Linked DNA regions of Mus musculus: all the other regions are linked to region 3. Evidence: chromatin contacts called from ENCODE POLR2A ChIA-PET data. All regions are on one chromosome and are shown on one strand. Each heading gives the region's core, a stretch centred on a gene start or an enhancer-like site at or near the end of the contact. The rest is flanking DNA. Distances are from core to core; before and after follow the strand shown.

What was found. ChIA-PET counts read pairs that join two places held with the same protein, here RNA polymerase II (POLR2A).
Region 1: POLR2A ChIA-PET joins it to region 3 with 12 read pairs in embryonic stem cell. The contact joins the enhancer-like site here to the promoter of Cct7 in region 3. POLR2A ChIA-PET finds 5 or more read pairs at or near these places in 3 of 5 experiments (Patski and embryonic stem cell).
Region 2: POLR2A ChIA-PET joins it to region 3 with 17 read pairs in embryonic stem cell. The contact joins the promoter of Spr here to the promoter of Cct7 in region 3. POLR2A ChIA-PET finds 5 or more read pairs at or near these places in 4 of 5 experiments (Patski and embryonic stem cell).

Annotation. Positions count from the first base shown.
Region 1 is chr6:85,153,403-85,156,167 of GRCm38, forward strand. It overlaps the pseudogene Spr-ps1. Among named protein-coding and RNA genes, the nearest start is that of Gm33200, 11 kb to the right of the region's middle. Within about 2 kb of position 1,514, at least 1 of the 3 ENCODE cell types and tissues checked has a DNase peak (open chromatin) inside an H3K27ac peak, as active enhancers do.
Region 2 is chr6:85,136,488-85,139,187 of GRCm38, forward strand. Spr (sepiapterin reductase) reads right to left here and starts at 1,277. Exons shown (of 3, transcript NM_011467.2): 1 at 952-1,277; 2 at 336-626. The coding sequence starts at 1,258. It overlaps Gm10444 (a long non-coding RNA gene), which reads left to right and starts at 1,447. Exons shown (of 3, transcript XR_001785286.2): 1 at 1,447-1,940.
Region 3 is chr6:85,449,999-85,452,870 of GRCm38, forward strand. Cct7 (chaperonin containing Tcp1, subunit 7 (eta)) reads left to right here and starts at 1,507. Exons shown (of 12, transcript NM_007638.4): 1 at 1,507-2,129. The coding sequence starts at 2,124. It overlaps Pradc1 (protease-associated domain containing 1), which reads right to left and starts at 1,304. Exons shown (of 5, transcript NM_001163427.1): 1 at 1,115-1,304. The coding sequence starts at 1,181.

The DNA of each region.
Region 1 (2,765 bases), core at 264-2,763, 300 kb before region 3:
CAGGCCTTGCAAAGGGCCACCTGGGGCTTAAGTCGACTGTGGACTTCTTCATCAGTATATTTAGTATGCATGCATGTGCACTCTCACATGATATATTTAACTTGTGTTCTTGTCCATGTGTGTCCTTGTGCACATGCACATGTGTGCTCAACTTTATATGTGCATTGTTCACATCTACACATGTACAAATGTCAATTCACAGATGCTGAACACCTGGACTTTTAGACACAGGCATCCGAAAGGCCATTGAACTTGAAATGCACCTGGCACACGCCTTTAACCAGGAGGAAGAGGAGGGGATGGGTCTTAGTGAGTTCTGGGCCAGCCTGGTCTACAGAGTGAGTTACAGGATAGTCAGAGCTCAATATAGAAACACTGTCTCAAAAAAAAAACATGAAAAAAGGGAAGTGTATATGTCTCCATCTTCAAGTGCTGAGTCTTCTCTGCACTCTGGGGAATAAACTCAGATCTCACATGGGAAGCAGGCACTGTAAGCACAGAAAAGGTCATTATGCCAGCCTTCTTGTGCTTCTAAATCTCTCCCACTCTTGACTTGCAGCCCAGCCAACTCTCATTGAGGACCCGAGGACCAGGAACAGCAAGGTGTCTATGCGACTTCTTCCAGGGACCTTTCCCTGGGCAGCCCAAGTATGAATGGTATTTTGTTCCTTTATTATGGCGTGCATAGAAAAAAGGAAGGACAGGGTGTTGCTACAGAGCGGCCAGAAGGGGGCAGGATAACATCAGTTTATAACTACTGCAGAGCCAAAAGATTGGAACTTGAGAGGGGTGCCCTCTGATGGTTGGCTTCCCAGTCCGCCCTAGCTAAGAACTGCCTAGTCCTACCACTTGAACTTTCTGAAACAAAGAGGAGCTAGCCGCTAGCCTGCTTGCCTGTAATTCCGATGGACTCTAGCTCACCTCAGACTAAAAATGGATCAAAGCAATCTCTATGTCTTTCTCTCCTGTCCTCCTCAGACATCTCCAGAGAGCTGGGATATTTTTCTTTCCCATTTGAGATTATGAAGTTGTTTCTAGAGTGCATGACACAGGTTGAAGGATAAGTACACAGGTCCCAAGGAACCAAGCGTTTTCACTGACAGTGATGAGTCTTGTTCGTGAGATTGTTGTGATTCTCAGCCTTTCTCTTCCCCTGTGTGTGCTCTTCATTTTCTGGTTCTGTCTGCCTAGCACCTCCTGGGGAAGCTGCTGTGCTTTTCCAGAGAAGGCTTCTGTTAATCAGAGTGCAAAGGGACCACAAGCTCTACGCAGGCAAGGACTTCATCCAAGACTGTCACTGGTCTCTAACTGGTATGTCCTGTATGGATAAAGACAAACCAACCCTGGAGGGGGAAGCTGATCCTGGAACAGGGTGGAAATTGAGAAAGGGGCTGAACTTATGGGAGTGGCGTTCAAGGGGAACTTAGAAGCACTAGGAAGGGGACTGGGATTTCCTGCTGAGCCATGGCTCCCTGGCTATTCGTCACTTTTTTCACCCAAACACGAGTGGATGCTGGCCTGAACTTCCACTGTCCAAAGCCAAGGATAGGCTCCGCCCCACGCTGGTTAGGTAGCAGCCCATGAAGTTGAGCTCCAGACAAAGAGTGTGGCAGGCTGGGAAGCGCTGTGTGCGTGCTGACCGGGGCCTCCTGGGGCTTTTGTCCCGCCCTGGCCCCGCAGCTAGCCCGGTTGCAGTTACCGGGTTCGGTGATGCTCCTAAACGCACGCTGTGAGTTCGTGCTGTGGCAACTGAAGGAGGAGCTGGGCTCGCAGCAGCCGGGCCTGCACCCGCTCCACACACCACTCTGGCAGCTGCGGGCACCGAGGCCGGCATGCAGCGGTTGCCTCTGAGCGCGATGCTGAGCTCCCGAGGCCCGAGGGGCTGCAGCGCCTGCTGCTCATCAACAACGCAGGTGAGACTCCGGTCCAGACCCCGGCTGCGAGCTCTCACCTCATCGCCTTTTGGGTAAGAGGAGGGCAAGTTCGCAAAAGTCCAAAGTCCAAGAGGGTGTACCAGTGTCACTGATGAGTGACAGTGCCTCCTGGCGGGTGTGTGAGTCAAGACTTTTTGAACAAATCTCTCTGCTTTACTAAAGAGCATTCAGGAGTAGTCTTAGCTTGCATTAGGGGTGTCTGCAGAGCTGGGGCAGAGGGATAGCAAACGCCTATGGGGAGGAACTGAGGAAGGCTGAGGAAGAAGAGCGCCCCAGTTGTGCCATTTCTTTGGTCCTGTTTTTTTTTTGTTGTTGTTGTTTGTTTTTGTTTTTGTTTTTCAGCCACTCTTGGGGATGTTTCCAAAGGCTTCCTCAACGTGAATGACCTAGCTGAGGTGAACAACTACTGGGCTCTGAACCTGACCTCCATGTTCTGTTTGACCTCCGGCACCTTGAATGCCTTCCGGGATAGCCCTGGCCTGAGCAAGACTGTGGTTAACATCTCATCTCTGTGTGCCCTGCAGCCCTACAAGGGCTGGGGTCTGTACTGTGCGGGGAAGGCTGCCCGAGACATGCTCTACCAGGTCCTGGCTGCTGAGGAACTGAGTGTGCGGGTGCTGAGCTATGCTCCAGGTAGGTGGGTGCTCCTGACAGTGCTGTCCCTAGACTTAGCTGGTACCTTTCTGCCACACCACCTCCAATAGGATCTGTGTGACAAGTGCCACAGAGTGAGGAGATTGACCTCAAAATGGGGAGGCCTCCTGGAAGCCATTATGGAACTCTTTGCCGGAGAAAAAATTATTGAGCTGTAGTTCTCATGGTGATCTATCT
Region 2 (2,700 bases), core at 27-2,526, 310 kb before region 3:
GAAGTGAGGAGTCATTACCAGAGGTAGTAGGGGCCCGATAGTCTTTGGATTCTTTGTGTGTGTGTGTGTGTCACATTTTTTAAATTTATTTTTTATTAGATATTTTCTTTATACACATTTCAAATGCTATCCCGAAAGTTCCCTATACCCTCCCTCCGCCCTGCTCCCCTACCCACCCACTCCTGCTTCTTGGCCCTGGCATTCCCCTATACTGGGGCATATAAGGTGTCTTTGGATTCTTTATGGAGAATATAGATCAGGTTCCCCTCCTTGCCTAGCCCCCAGAAAGGTACCAGCTAAGTCTAGGGACAGCACTGTCAGGAGCACCCACCTACCTGGAGCATAGCTCAGCACCCGCACACTCGGTTCCTCAGCAGCCAGGACCTGGTAGAGCATGTCTCGGGCAGCCTTCCCCGCACAGTACAGACCCCAGCCTTTGTAGGGCTGCAGGGCACACAGAGATGAGATGTTAACCACAGTCTTGCTCAGGCCAGGGCTATCCTGGAAGGCATTCAAGGTGCCGGAAGTCAAACAGAGCATGGAGGTCAGGTTCAGAGCCCAGTAGTTGTTCACCTCAGCTAGGTCATTCACGTTGAGGAAGCCTTTGGAAACATCCCCAAGAGTGGCTGAAAAAAAAAAAAAACGGGACCAAAGAAATGACACAACTGGGGCACTCTTCTCCCTCAGCCTTCCACAGTTCCTCCTCATAGGCTATCTCTCTGCCCCAGCTCTGCAGACACCCCTAATGCAAGCAAAGAATACTGTAGTAAAGCAGAGTGATTTGTTCAAAAAGTCTTGACTCACACATCCGCCAGGAGGCACTGTCGCCCCGTAGTGACACTGATACACCCTCCCTCCTCTTGGACTTTGGACTTTTAGGGACTTGCCCTTCACCTACCCAAAAGCCTATGAGGTAAGAGCTCGCAGCCGGGGTCTGGACGGGACTCTCACCTGCGTTGTTGATGAGCAGCAGGCGCTGCAGCCCCTCGGGCCTCGGGAGCTCGCGTACTGCGCTCAGCAACCGCTGCACGCCAGCCTCGGTGCCCAGATCGGCGGCTGCCAGCACCACTTTCAGGTCAGGCTGCTGAGCGCCCAGCTCCTCCTTCAGTTGCCGCAGCATCGACTCACTGCGTGCGCTTACGAGCATCACGGAACCGGGAGACAGCAACCGGGCCAGCTGCGGGGCCAGGGCGCGACCAAAGCCCCGGGAGGCCCCGGTCAACACGCACACAGCGCAGCCCAGCCCGCCTGCCTCCATGCCTGGAACTCAGACTCATGCGCAGCTACTGAACCAGGACGGGGCGGAGCCTATTCTTGGCTTGGGACGGCGGAAGTTCGGGCCAGAATCCACTGGTGTTTGGGCGGGGGAAAAAAAAGCCAGGCAGCCGGGCCTCGGCAGGAAATCCTAATCCCCTTCCCAGCGCTTCCGGGTTCCCCTTGAGCGCCACTCCCACAAACTCAGCCCCTTTCTGAGAGGCGCGTTCTCAATTTCCACCCTGTTCCAGGATCAGCTTCCTCCTCCAGGGTTAAGGTTTGTCTTTATCCATACAGGACATACCAGTTAGAGACCAGTGACAGCCTTGGATGAAGTGTGTAGAGCTTGTGGTCCCTTTGCACTCTGATTAACAGAAGCCTTCTCTGGAAAAGCACAGCAGCTTCCCCAGGAGGTGCTAGGCAGACAGAACCAGAAAATGAAGAGCACACACAGGGGAAGAGAAAGGCTGAGAATCACAACAATCTCACGAACAAGACTCATCACCGTCAGTGAAAACGCTTGGTTCCTTGGGACCTGTGTACTTATCCTTCAACCTGCGTCATGCACTCTAGAAACAACTTCATAATCTCAAATGGGAAAGAAAAATATCCCAGCTCTCTGGAGATGTCTGAGGAGGACAGCAGAGAAAGACATAGAGATTGCTTTGATCCATTTTTAGTCTGAGGTGAGCTAGAGTCCATCGGAATTACAGGCAGGCAGGCCAGCGGCTAGCTCCTCTTTGTTTCAGAAAGTTCAAGTGGTAGGACTAGTCACTTAGCCTGGTCAGATTGGGAAACCAGCAATCAGTAGGGGCCATTCTCAAGTTCCAATTTTTTTTTTTTAAATTGAATGAGGCTTTTGTCCTAGGCCAACGAAATAGGGGACCTAGAGCGATGCAAATCCTGTAGGCCTATATGAGAAGAGAGCCGGAATGTCTCTCTATAGGTTTTTAAAAAACACTGTCTTGTGCCAAATCAACACGTCATTAATGCCTTTTCTCTATGCCAAAGTTCCCTTTCAGCAGAACTGTATATTTAAAACTACTTACTTACCACTAATCTATTGGATTTGTTATCTTATTTCCAAAGTAGTTGAAGGATCTTCAACAGACATAGTGAGTTCAAGGCCATCATGCTGAGTTTGAACCCCAGAACCGACATTAAAAACACTAAGTGTGACCAGGCAATGGTGGTGCTCCTAGCACACAGGAGGTAGAGGCAGAGGCAGGAGGATTTCTGTAAGTTTGCATCAGCCTGGTTTACAAAGCCAGTTCTAGGACAGACAGCCAGGGCTACACAATGAAACCCTTTCTGAGCCACGTGGCTGCAATGAAACCTTTAATCCCAGCAGTCTGGATACAGCAGTAGGAGACTCCGAGCTTGAGGCCAGTCTGGTCTACAGAGTGAGTTCCAGGCCAGGCAGGGCTACACAATGAGAAACGCTGT
Region 3 (2,872 bases), core at 257-2,756:
TCTCCCAGCTAATACTTCCTCTGTAATTATGGTGGATTCATAATATTCTATGTCAGCTTCTTTCATCGCAGCAGTGATTCTAAGTATGTGGCTTTTTAAAAAAGACTTATTTATTTTATGTGAATACACGGTCTCTCTCTCTTCAGACACACCAGAAGAGGGCATCAGATCCCCATTACAAATGGTTGTGAGCCACCATGTGGTTGCTGGGACTTGAACTCAGGACCTCTGGAAGAGCAGTCAGTGCTCTTAACCACTGAACCACCTCTCCAGCCTTAAGTATGTGGCTTTATACAGAGATGAATCTCCAGTGCCTAGGACACAGTGGCTGCTCAGTAAAGGTTACTAAACAAAGAACTCTGCCCAGCTCTGCTGTCCTGAACAAGAGAATGGCCAAAAAAACCACGAGAGCTTTGCTAGGATATTTTTTCTCAGTTGGATTTGAGTCCCTGGATTCTTTAAACTTGCCAGAAAGGCAAGTAAATGTTGATGGATGGAAGCTCAGGTCTGTTAGTCAATCCAATTGCTGTGTCTATAATTGATCCTGTCTATGGTCCAAATTACAGCTCAGACAGAGCTAAGGGGGCTTGCAGCTTTTTGTCCTGAGTGTAGGTACACTTCATCAGATGGATAACCCCCCCCCCCCCCCAGGAAGCCTTCTGGATTAACACCAGGCAACCCTTTCCACAAGCACACCCCTGTCTGGCATTTGATGTGCTTATCTAATAAGCTTCGGGTATATGCATGTGTTCACTTAACGCGTAGGTGTGTACATTTATGTTCGAGTTGTGTAAGTGGGTGCCTGTGCGTGTGAGCCCATATGTGTGTTCCTGCCTATAAGAACGCTCACATCCTCCGTTCTGGATCTCTAGCTGTCACCAGGGTCGCCTTCAGTGGGAGGAAAGCTGAAAGCTCTTGTTTCGACGGGGAGGGGTGGGGTTGTCAGGTTGTGCCTACTCACTGACCCGGGAACCAGCATCCACCCGCTGCAGCCGTCTAGTCCCTGGATCTGGGCGGCCCAAACTCGCGGGGTCCCCAAGGTGACCCGTGGCCCCCAGCCCGGGAAGCGCGCACGCTGGATTCCCGCCCCGCCCGCCTGTCCGTCGCCGCTCACCGTGGGCCGCGACGCACGTGGGCAGCCAGAGCACGAGACAGCACCAGCCCGCGGCGCCACGGCTCATCTCCAGGGCCCGTCCCGCCGCCGCCGCCGCCGCCGTCCCGCCGCGATCCCTCGCCCGACTTTAGCCTGACAGCTGCCACGGCCTCCCTCAGGCCCGCTCTCCGCGCCGGTTGGAGCACAGAACGGAGGCCAGCGGCTGATTGGCCGCCACGCCTGTTCGTGTGGCCGCACTTTCCTCCTCTGCGCCCTAGGCCACTTCCTATTGGCCAGGAGAAGTGGAACCGGGCGCTGATTGGCCAAAACTCTTAATAGCAACTGCAGTTCGCGGCCCCGCCCCCGCACTCCTCCTTATAGACGCGCCTCCCGGAACCTGCGGTGGGCGGCTCGCGGGGTTGCGCGGGATCCACGGCTCTCCTCCCCAGGCAGAGACGGGCCTCGCGCGAAGGGGCAGGCGGCACGGCGCCGCCTCGGCCGATAAGGGGCGCTACAGAGCTAGAAGCCGACCCGAGCAAATTTCCTGCGCCCGAGCGGGCCGCGCACCTGTGACCCGGGACACTGTTCCCAACTTCCCAAGCTACCTGTGAAACTCACGGAGCTCCCTCGCCACGGAGCTGAGCAGGTGCAGTGAGATCACTCACCTAAGGTGCTTCTCCTAGCCGGTGTTCAGTACTGATAGCTCATTGCACGTCTACCATGGCGTCTGGGAGCGCGGGCTGAGGCGGGACCTTACCGCACCTTACAAACCAAAAGCACTGCGAGACTCGATGACCCCCGCCAAAGCTAACGCGAGTTCCTAGAGCGTCCCTGGACCTCCGACTCCTCTAGCCGGCTACCTCGGGAGCTAACCATAGAGTGGCGGAAGTGGTCCGGCCCCTTCCTCTCCCGGGCTAACGTCTCGCCAGAAGCTTCTGGGCATTTCTCCGGCGCGGAGCATTGTGGGCTTGGGTGGGCGGCCCCGAGGCGGACAACTGACGAGTTGCGGGTACCTGAAGCCGCTTCCAAGATGATGGTGAGTGTCTCTCCGCGCATCCGCTGCCATCCACGACCCTGCGGCCCTGGCCCGCCATGCGGAGTGTCTACAGTGGCTCGTTTCCGCTCCCCGGCCGGAGGCGGCCTTGATCCAAAACTGAAGCTGTTGGCGAGAGCCGAATGGGGCTCGCGATGCCGCTGGGCCTGGAAACCATGGATCTCATGGTGCTTGGGACCACAGACCTCTTGTTCAGCCTGTTCCCCGTAATGGAGGCTTGGGTTTTCGGAACCGAGTGTGTGTTGAGCTCTGTACCTCTACCATAAGGCCGGGTTACATCGCCCTGGGAGGTGCGGAAGTGAAGGCGCGAGCTTCTAGGCGCACAGAGGCAGCGTGAGGGTCTTTAGGTTGGGCCAAGTGACGCCCTGCCTGGCATTGTGGTCGTTTACGTTCCCGCATGTGGAAAGACAGAATCCTTCGTTCCTGTTGGAACCTGTTCGTTGGGGGCATTTTTAGTTCTCCCGAATGTACTTGGTGCTGGAAAAGGGCAATTGATGTACACAGTACCAAAGATGGGACGACCTGAGTACTTTAGGCAGGAGAGTCTCTTAAAGGTCTGCCTGTAATCCTCCTGCATCACCCTTTATCCCCGACAGCGTCAGATACCTCCCCTGTTCCCCTGTGATAAACCTGAGTTGTTAGTGAGCAATGTCAACTTCCAAGACAGAATCCTGTGCGTTTGGCATCAGCACACTCGTTAAGTTTTGCTTTTTAGTGTCAATCCT